Regions from separate parts of the Homo sapiens genome. Here region 1 is linked to region 2. A link is a loop called in an ENCODE intact Hi-C map of the cell type or tissue named here. Cell type or tissue: psoas muscle. All regions are shown on one strand.

Region 1 (5,000 bases), 120 kb after region 2:
CTTATTACAGAAGCTGGAAAACTAGATCGTCACTTTCTTAGCCTCCTTCAAAGTCACGGGAGGACATGTGACTTAGTCCTGGCAATAAGATGTAGGGAGAAATCTTTTGGAAGGCTCCTGGGAACTGGGAAAGCTTTTGCTTTCCTGATGCAAGAGACAGTCGATGCCACCCCTGCCTTTTCCCCTTCATTTTGCCTTGATCCCTGGAGCTGCAGCAGCCTGGTGACCTGTGATAGCCATGAAGATGAAAAGCTGACATGGGAAAGATGGCAGAAGGGAAAGAGAAAAAGACATGCAGTCTTTGGTGGCACCACTGAACTGCTGCAGCAAGGCTGGAACTTCCCACCTCCAGAATTCTACTTATATAAGATAATTATGAGCCAGATGTGGTGGCTCATGCCTGTAATCCCAGCACTTTGGGAGGCCAAGGCAGGTGGATCACCTAAGGTCAGGAGTTTGAGACGAGCCTGACCAATATGGTGAAACCCCATCTCTACTATGTTGTGGCATGAGCCTGTAGTCCCAGCTACTCGGGAAGGCTGAGACAGAAGAATTGCTTGAACTAGGGAGACGGAGGTTGCAGTGAGCCAAGATTGCACCACTGCACTCCAGCCTGGGTGACAGAGGGAGACTCCGTCTCAAAAAAAAAAAAAAAAAAAAAGATAATTAAATGTATTTATTGCCTAAGCTATTATTAATTGGTGTTCTGTTACTTGCAGCCTAATACAACCAAACTGATACAAGCACTGACTACATTCCAGGCATTGGTCTAAACATTTAATTCAATGCTTACAACAACTTGATGAGGGATGTGTTATTATTACAAAGAGGAGGTAAGGAGGCACCAGGAAGTCAAATAACTTATCCAAGTCCACATACCTAGTAAATAGCACAGCAGGGATTTAAAACCCAGCAGTCAGCCTCCAAAGCCCTCAATTGTAATCACTATATATACAGTTTCTCAATAATCGTGATAGCACAGATAGAAAATAAGGAGTTGGGAACAGGTGTTAATGGCTGGAAATCTGAGTAGAAATATTCATCAAGGAGTTAGAAATGCCAAGTCTGAGGCAAAAGAATATAAAGGATATTATTTAGAATAAGGAGCCATCTGCATTAAAATAAGAGTTTATTTAGAGCCTACAGCGGTTCCAAATCCTCCTTATCTACAAGGTGAGATGAATAGAACCATAAATATATAGCATGGCCTGAATACTCTTTTGTTGACAAAATGCCTTTGACTATCCAAAAACTGGCTCCCTTGTTACTGCAAACGTTTAAATTCTGGCCTGTGAATACAGTAACATCATTTAAAGGAATGCTGTGAAGTGGGGTCCAAGGCTGCTCTCCACTCCTGGCTGCCAGGGAAGATTTTTGGCTACGCATAGCAATTCTCCATTGTAAGCCAATGCCAAACATAGCGTCAATCTTCCAGCCAGCTGCCAGTTTGCAAGGCCATGGTGACCCAGCAAAGCTACCCAGAATCTGAAGTGGGCTTCCAGGGCTGTTGACCATTCTATCACCTTCAACATCAGGGCAGCCTGTCCTCAGAAATGAGAACGGATGCTGTTTACCTTTATTCCACTGGTATTCCGAGTAAAAAGTGAGGACCAAAAAGCGAGAGGGAGGGGGAAACAGATAACATTAATTCCAAATAATAAAAATAATGGTAATAAGCTTGCCGTTTTTGAGCACTGACCCTGTGCCAGGCTCTGTGTGGAGTGAATGCCTTTCACGGATTATCTCACTTGAAGCAAATTAATCTTGTGTCTGCTTCTATTTTAACAGACTCACAAGGTCTGTCGCCCAGGCTGGAGTACAGTGGCGCGATCTGGGCTCACTGCAAGCTCCGCCTCCCGGGTTCACGCCATTCTCCTGCCTCAGCCTCCAGAGTAGCTGGGACTTACAGGCGCCCGCCACCACGCCCGGCTAATTTTTTTGTATTTTTTTGGTAGAGACGGGTTTTCGCCATATTAGCCAGGATGGTCTCGATCTCCTGACCTCGTGATCCGCCCGCCTCAGCCTCCCAAAGTGCTGGGATTACAGGCGTGAGCCACCATGCCCGGCCCAGACTCACAAGGTTTCTAAAGAAAATCGTGGTTAATCACTGAAGATACTGTGGCATTTGCCAATTATTGTTGTCGTTGTTGGCTTGCTTGGGGTTTTGTTTGTTTTGTCTTCTTTATTCAAAGGCCTAACAAAGGTCAGCTGGAATATTCCACTGATGCCCATGGACACTGCAATAATTTTCAAACAAGGCTGACAACCAGAGCAATAGATCAGTCCTGTGGAAAACAGATTGGCCTACCTGGGAGAACTGAGAGGGCAATATATGAAAAAGAAACATCTATGAACTTCCTATCACCAACTTTGTCAGGTTGGTATTTACATAGTTCTAGAAATGGGGCCAGTGTAATCCTTATTAATGCAATACAAGGATATAAATGCTCAGTGGCATTGGAAAAGAACTTAAAAAGGGAAAGATGTCTACACTACAGTCCTGGTATTGGTTAGAATGTTTTGTACTTTCCTTGGTGATGAGCTGCAATTAACCCAGTTCTGATCTGGACGTGCTGATCTTCATCACAAATCACCGATGACACTGGAACAATTTCACTGTCATTAAATGCTTAAATGATGTTACAATCACCTAAACAACTAAAGTACACAAATTAAAGCTTTAATTTATAATCCTTTTGCAAAAGCACTCCTGTTAGAATTTAATTTAAGATTTCTGTAGACTCACACTCTAAGTCCAATCATTACAATTAATCCAATCTCTCTAATCAAGGATGCATGTCTTTACTTACTCTCCCTAAAAGTAATGAAGATTATAAATGAATGAATTTCATTACTGTTCATGATTTTGGTCAATTGTTCTCAGTTTCTCAGTCTCAGGTCATTTCTCTCTGGGAGGCTATTTGAAAGATAAACAACTCTATATTTAGATACTACCAACGACAATAACAACAACAACAAAAGACAAAAAATACACATCAGGCTTATTGCAGAGATAAGAATGAGACAAGCCGAGTCATCATTGAAGTGGTCAGCAGTCCAAGGCCACTCATCTTTCATAATCAGCAGCTGTGAAGGGCTTTGCCAAAGGGCAAGGGGTAAGAATCGCTCACGGCCTCAGAGAAGTGGTTCCCTTGCATTAGTGGCTAAATCCAGACAGACCAGAATAAAACCCGCCGGTGAATCTGATCCAGTATTTAAAAGTGCACAAGCAGGAAAGTACTTAGCAAGTCCCTTCATAATTCTGCAAAAGTTTATTCTTTGTCCCAAAAGAAAATGAGGAAGTGTATTCCCCCCTCCTAGACTTTAAACTCAGGATAAAGAGATACTCCTAGCGGAGTATCTGGTGCATGATGGGAGATTAGTAAATGTTTGTTGAAACTAAAATTAACTAGCATGTCCTATCATTGAATCTGCATAACAGCTTGACAGAGTAGGTATTGTTGTCCTATTCTGTAATAAAATTGAGGAATTAAGAAAGATCAGTTTGGTAACTTGTTAACAAGGAATGAAGCCAGGACTCAAACTCAGGTCTTTCTGGCTCCAAAGTTAGTGTTCTTTTCATTATGTCATGCTGCTGCAAAACACCTGCTTTGCTAACTTAAGACCCTTTCTGTTTCTTTTCTAATTATACAATGCACAACACTCTTCTATAAATGTAAAGCCCCCTTCTATTCCAATCTCCTTATTCTCTGCAGATGATCTCATTGTTCCTTTATTCAAAATGTGGTGGTGCTTCTTCTACATTAACATCACTTCCTGTCTCTTCCCTATCTTTGCTTCCTTCACTGCTGTCCCAGATTAAAAAGTGACCTTCCTCTATTTCAAGGTGAAAGCCCCTCTTTATGGCTCTTAATCTCCCCAGTCTGACCACATTTTAATACTTCTTCATTCTTTCTTCTGTGACTTCTTCCTGCCAGTGTATAAATGGTTTGATGTGCTTCCCATCTTAAAATACACACACACACACACACACACATACACACACACACACACACACACACACCCCACCTCCACTCACCAGGCTATCCCTTGAACTACATTCCTGTCCTTCCCTCCTTCCCTTCACTACCAAGTTTCTTTTTCACAGCCTTCATCTTCTAACCATCTCATCATGTACAGAAAATACTCTCTTGATAACAATTGAAAAATCAGATCTACAGATTTTCTTAGTTTTCATTCTCCTCAGATTCTCTGCAGCAAGCCACTACCACCAATTCTCATTTCTTCACGTGATCTTCTCCCATGATTTGTATAAAGCTGTTCACTCTCAGATCTGCCTCTCATTCTCTGACTCCTCTTTCCTCTTCTGACCCCAGAGGTAATTGATGCCTTTGGTTATACCCAGAGCCCATTTCTTCCCTCCACATTCTCTCCTTTGGGTATTTTACTCAGTCTTTTATAACAATCTTCAGTTTTGACTAGTGCTCCAGTCCACATTTCCAACTCCTGTTAGATATTTCCATCTGCCTGTTTCCTACTGACACCCCAAACTCACTATGCTCAAAATATAGTCATAATCTTTTTTCATACATATTTATTACATTGTAAATACTATTATCTCAGTCATTATGGAAAAAAATTACCATGTTAAGGTTGCAGTGTTCAATGCTACAAAGGCCAAATATTAATCATAGAGGCCTAATAGTCAAATAGAACTCATTTTTTCTTTTGTTTAAAGATTATTTTCCAAAATTAATGCATTTTTCCAAAAGTAATGCATATGCTAAAAAGAATAATTCAAAAAATACAAAATAGTATATTACATACGTAAAAAGTAGGTTGTCTTCATCCCTGAACACCTTAAATCGAATTCCCTTCCTCAGAAGCAGTATTATTGGTTTTATCAGTGTTATCAGTTTGCTATAGAAAATGTGCCAGAAATATTCCGTGTATTTTCAAGTATATATGTATAGATGCCTGTCTTAGTTCATTTTCTGTTGCTTATAACAGAATACCTAAACCTCGGTAATTTAAAAAGA
Region 2 (5,000 bases):
AAACTCAAAATCTGGGAGGGCAGACAGACCACAAGGAGCAGGCTGACGAGCACTTTCTGAACCTCTTCAGTTTGTTTATGTCTCCAAGGCCTGCTTTTAGTCTCAGCCAATGTTCATGTAAAAACTTTCTCTCCACTGGAGATAATGATGCTTAAAAGACTCATGGCAGGAGGGACTCTGTGGGTGGAGCAGTCAAAAGAGCAGAGTTTTGGGGGTCAGAGAGACCCCAGTGAAAATCCTGGCTTTGCCCTTTAATAACTGCTTTGTCTGGTAAGTTTCATCTCTTCGCTCAAGTGGAGATGACACTGCCTTCTTCACAGGGCTGCAGCCACAATTACAGATGGCAGTGAAAAGGGCTTTGCTCATCAACTGGCCTAAAGGACTGTTTTTATGACAGATAAATCCCAAAACTTAATGTTACTTATTTCTAATCTCTTCTACTTTAGCCCTGGAGAAATGTTGCTGAAAAGGAACAAAACATCTGATTAGACTTTATTTCTTTTTTAAATCTTTCTTTCTCTATTTCAGACTTTAACTAATGGGAAAGTGGCCACAAGTATGTTGAACAGAAAAGGAGAGAGAACAAAGGGTTTCGATAACCCACAAACTATACCTGCTATTCTAGGTGGGCCGAATTTTGTCCAGCATCAAGTAGACAGATACTCAAAATGAAAAATATGCTTTATTTGTGGATGTCAGAAAAGATTTAATTAGAGGCAGCTTTAAAAACTGGGTGATTAGGGTCAAGCAATTTCATTGACACATTAAATAAGACTTACAGTTGAGTATCATGCCAAAGTTAACTACTTAGAACTACCAATATGTACGAAATCTGGGTAGATGAGACTGCTGGTATTACCCAATATCTATTCTCTTCTTCCACAGCAAGAGAATTTTTAGCTGAGCATATGAACTCCCAGAATAATAACTGCATTTCTTACCCTCTCTTGCAGATAGGTGTGGTCAAGTTATTAAGTTCTAGGCAAAGAAATGTAAGAGGAAGTGGTGTATGCAACATCACAGAAGTGTCCTTATAGGGAAGCTTCTTTTCCTCCTTTCTGCTGGCTGGAATGGGGACATGATGGCTTGAACTGGAGAAGCCATTCAATGTTCCCTGGTATTATGAATAATCACACCAGCCCCTAGACCATTTACTCAGACTTTCACATGAAAAAAATAAATTTCCATCTTTGTTCCACCACTCATTATTTTGGATTTTCTGTTGCTCACAGCTGATTCTAATCCTAATTCAGTCTGGGTGGCATGAATATACAATTGGCTGTGAATTGTTGAATTTCTTGATTTTTTTAATGCATCAAAATCAGGCATTAAAATGCATTGGCTTGGTTTTCTGTATTTGCTGTTTCTGCTATTAACAGAAGTCCTGCTTTATGAAGCAACAGGAACTGCCTTGGTTATTGTTTATATAAAATTTGCTTTGCATGTACAAAAATCTCATTTATCTTGCCATCTGATACTTGGTAGATTTGGGTGTTTAATGGATCTTTGTTACCAAATATTTTTTCACTCATTGTATACAGATGCTGCTCTTGGGCTATAGCCATCCTTCCTAACAAGCAAAAATCCTCAGAAGATATTTCCAGGTTTTTTTATTGAGGATGCGGGTGGTGATGGATAGCTCATCTCCCCGAAGTCATCCAGTAACCCAATTCTACAGACACTTTTTTTGTTGTTGTTGTTATTTGGATCAGGGCTCCATCTCCTCATTCCTCTCCTTTGTTTTATTTTTTGCTTTTTTGCAACAGAAACAGAGATCTGAATTACATTAATAAAATAGAAAAACAGAGTGTCTGCCTGTCCTCCCCCTCTCCCTCTCTTCCTTCCTTTTTTTTTTCCTCTCTCTCTCTCTCTCTTGACTTTGAGTGAAATATGCCTTTCTAAGACTAAGGCAAATGAACTTTTGGGAGGAAGAGGATCCAAATACATAAAACTTTGCATAATCTCTCAAGGGCTGGTGAGCCCCTGGGAGTCTTTTCAGGAACACTGAATTAAGGACCAGTGTCCTTGAGTTTATTCCAGAAAGCTGGAAGCGCTCCAGTTTACAGGTAACCTCAAGCTCTAATACAATTATCCCCCATTCACACTCTCCCTTTGTGATTTGTCAAATACCCGAATACCATTACTTTCCACTTCGGTTTAAATTGACTCACTTTTGAAACTTAAGCTTCACTAATATCCATGAAATCACAGATACGGTGTGCAATTTATATTTTTTCTAATACATGTTAAAACACATGGCCATTAAAATAAAAGTATGTGCCCATGTGCCATTGTTTTAGGTTGGGTTGAGACTAGGACTAGAGTACAAATCATCTATTTGAGAGGTGTTCCCAAGAAGCACCACTAGGGGGCCGGGGAAATAAGTGTGAAGAGAGGAAAGTCAATCCAGGGAGCATTACGGTCTTTGGGGTTGCATCCCTGCGGACCCCCTAAGAAAGCTGGAGAATGAGCCTCAGAGTTTTACCCACCATCTTCCCTTCGTCATTCTTTGAAAGCTACTCTCGTGGATGTGACCATTAACTCCTACCACTGCAGGCCCGCTGTGAAGGTGGGCAAGCCAGCTCCTGCAATCTGAGTTACAGACATTTGCAGTTAAGAAGCCGTCAGCACAGGCCGGGCCGGGCGCGGTGGCTCACGCCTGTAATCCCAACACTTTGGGAGGCCGAGGTGGGCGGATCACGAGGTCAAGAGATCAAGACCTTCCTGACCAACATGGTGAAACCCCGTCTCTACTAAAAATACAAAAAATTAGCTCGGCATGGTGGCGGGCGCCTGTAGTCCCAGCTACTCGAGAGGCTGAGGTAGGAGGATCGCTTGAACCCGGGAGGCGGAGATTGCAGTGAGCCGAGATTGCGCCACTGCACTCCAGCCTGGTGACAGAGCGAGACTCCGTCTCAAAAAACAAACAAACAAAAAACAGAAGCCATCAGCACAGCGAGGAACTGCAAGTGCCTAGGTAGTTTGCTTAGGGCACTAACCATATCTGCTTCAACTACCTAATACATCTTGCATCCCACCATTAGGATATATGCTGCATGTTGGACAATCCTATACAAAGGACCTGAAACCAATGTTTTTTAGCATAAGAGGACAATTTGGTCAGGTGGAGTAGGCATCTAGCTACATATTATAATTTTTTAATGTCAGAAAACGTCCCCTCCACAAATAGATCTCCTTTTGAAACTCCTCCCCCTCCACTTCATCCTTTCTTCTCAAAGTAAGGTGCTAAAGTCTTTTCGCGGGAAATGTTATCTGGGAAGAATAAGATGTTAAGTCATTAGCAGCCAACAGTTTAGATGTCATTAGCTTAACAAATGAGATAAAGCCGAAAGGCTCTAGCTAATATTTGTAATTATTTATATCACATTTGCCTTCCCCACTGAGAGCGTAAATCCCACAGGGGCAGAAGCCAAGGCTGTTCTGTTCACTGCCGCATTCCCAGAATTTAATGTTGTGCCTGGTACACAGCAGTCCTCAGTCAACATTTATTAAATGAATGGATAGAGGAATAAATAGAGAGTAAGAGATATAGCAGATTCTGACAGAAGAAGAGAAAAGGGGGAAAGAGCTTATACTTCTCTTAAATTGGCAGAAATTATAAGTGGAAGGCAGGTGGGACAGGAGGAAGACATCAAGGAACTTGGTAGAGAGGAGAATTAAGTGCTGCAAAAGTCTTCACAAGAAAGTTTGCCCATTTCAACTCAAACACCAAAAACTAATTCAAGAAATAAAATCTTATATCTTACCTTCATGGCACAAAACATTTCTAAATATTAGAAAATGCTGTTGGAACAACTCAATGACATTGTTTTCATTAAATGTCACAATCTTGATTTATGTGCTACATCTTTGTGAACTCTGGAAAATTTTAGGATGACTAAAAAAAGATGTGATAAATTAAATTCCTCTACTCATTCGGCCTATATATATTGGGCACTTAATCAAATCACCATATAAAGGAGGTGGTGGAGGAGCTCTCTGAGCAGGCTTTGTGTGGGAAACCCCGCAGATGCTATTTAAAGATAGATCCCTCGATCCCATCCTAGATCTCTAATCAGAATCTCCAGGGGTTGCACGTGGAAATCCGAACTGTTAAATACCCTGTGTTATTTGGATGCAGGCTATCATTGCAGGTCAGTCAACCCACATTTGGGGATCCTTTCTACAGAGGATGCAAAGATGCTGCTGCTGCTGCCATTTTCATCAAGGAGTTTGCAATCTCAAGTGGATTTTTAAGACATAGATAAAAGTAACAAAATATAAATTAGACGACAAGTATGGCAGATCATTGACATTCTCTCAGGGAGACTTCATCTGGGGAGCCGGATTTGATCTAGATCATGACAGATAAACAGATGTACAATAGGGAGGCCAGAAGTGGGGCTGAGTGGATTTGAGGAAAGAATTTGGTGAACTTCTAAAACTCAACAAGAAGTTTGTTTTCATTATTGTAAGATCACAGACACTGGAAGAGACCTTTGAGATGCCTGGACTTCTGTTCACAAGGAAGGAAGGGCTCTGAGGGATAAAGAGAGCAGTACTGACAGCATGCACTGAACTTCCAGGCGCAGGCTCTCCACCCCGCCTCCCTGCCTCCTGTTGGTCTGACCACAGAGTTAGGAATGTGTTTCTGTTACTCGGAGGGACTGCTTGGCTCATGTCCTGGAGCATGCACTGCCATATGGGACCAGGTGTCAGGAACGGCCTCCTGGGGGCCAAGCAGACCATAGGGCCAGCTGGCAGGCTTTCCACCTCTCAACAAGGCCCTGTTTCATTCTGTCCTGTCACTTACAGAAGCTCCAGGGACAACAATGTTGGGGAGGGTGAGAAGAACACACACACACACACACACACACACACACATACAAATATGCACACACACCCCCTCAGTGAATGAGTAACTGCAGAGACACTGAGACGCTGCCATTGCCCAGGCTGGAGTCACGTACCAGGGACTTTCTGTCAGAGACTTCGCATAT

What was found. Peaks named below come from ENCODE experiments on the same cell type or tissue, not always from the same donor. Only the 100,000 strongest peaks of a DNase experiment are listed, where the experiment ranks them.
Region 1: it touches region 2 in a loop (2.6-fold over the local background); 17 of 110 quality-filtered maps call a loop at or near these places.

What each region holds. Positions count from the first base shown.
Region 1 is chr9:84,052,877-84,057,876 of GRCh38, reverse strand. No RefSeq gene overlaps it. Among named protein-coding and RNA genes, the nearest start is that of RMI1, 75 kb to the right of the region's middle. In psoas muscle, no CTCF peak of the experiment used is centred here; a DNase peak (open chromatin) is centred at 3,096; H3K27ac peaks cover 3,807 bases.
Region 2 is chr9:84,170,651-84,175,650 of GRCh38, reverse strand. No RefSeq gene overlaps it. Among named protein-coding and RNA genes, the nearest start is that of SLC28A3-AS1, 110 kb to the left of the region's middle. RefSeq lists an enhancer at 2,163-2,672. In psoas muscle, a CTCF peak has its summit at 2,365 (motif pointing right); a DNase peak (open chromatin) is centred at 4,670; H3K27ac peaks cover 1,087 bases.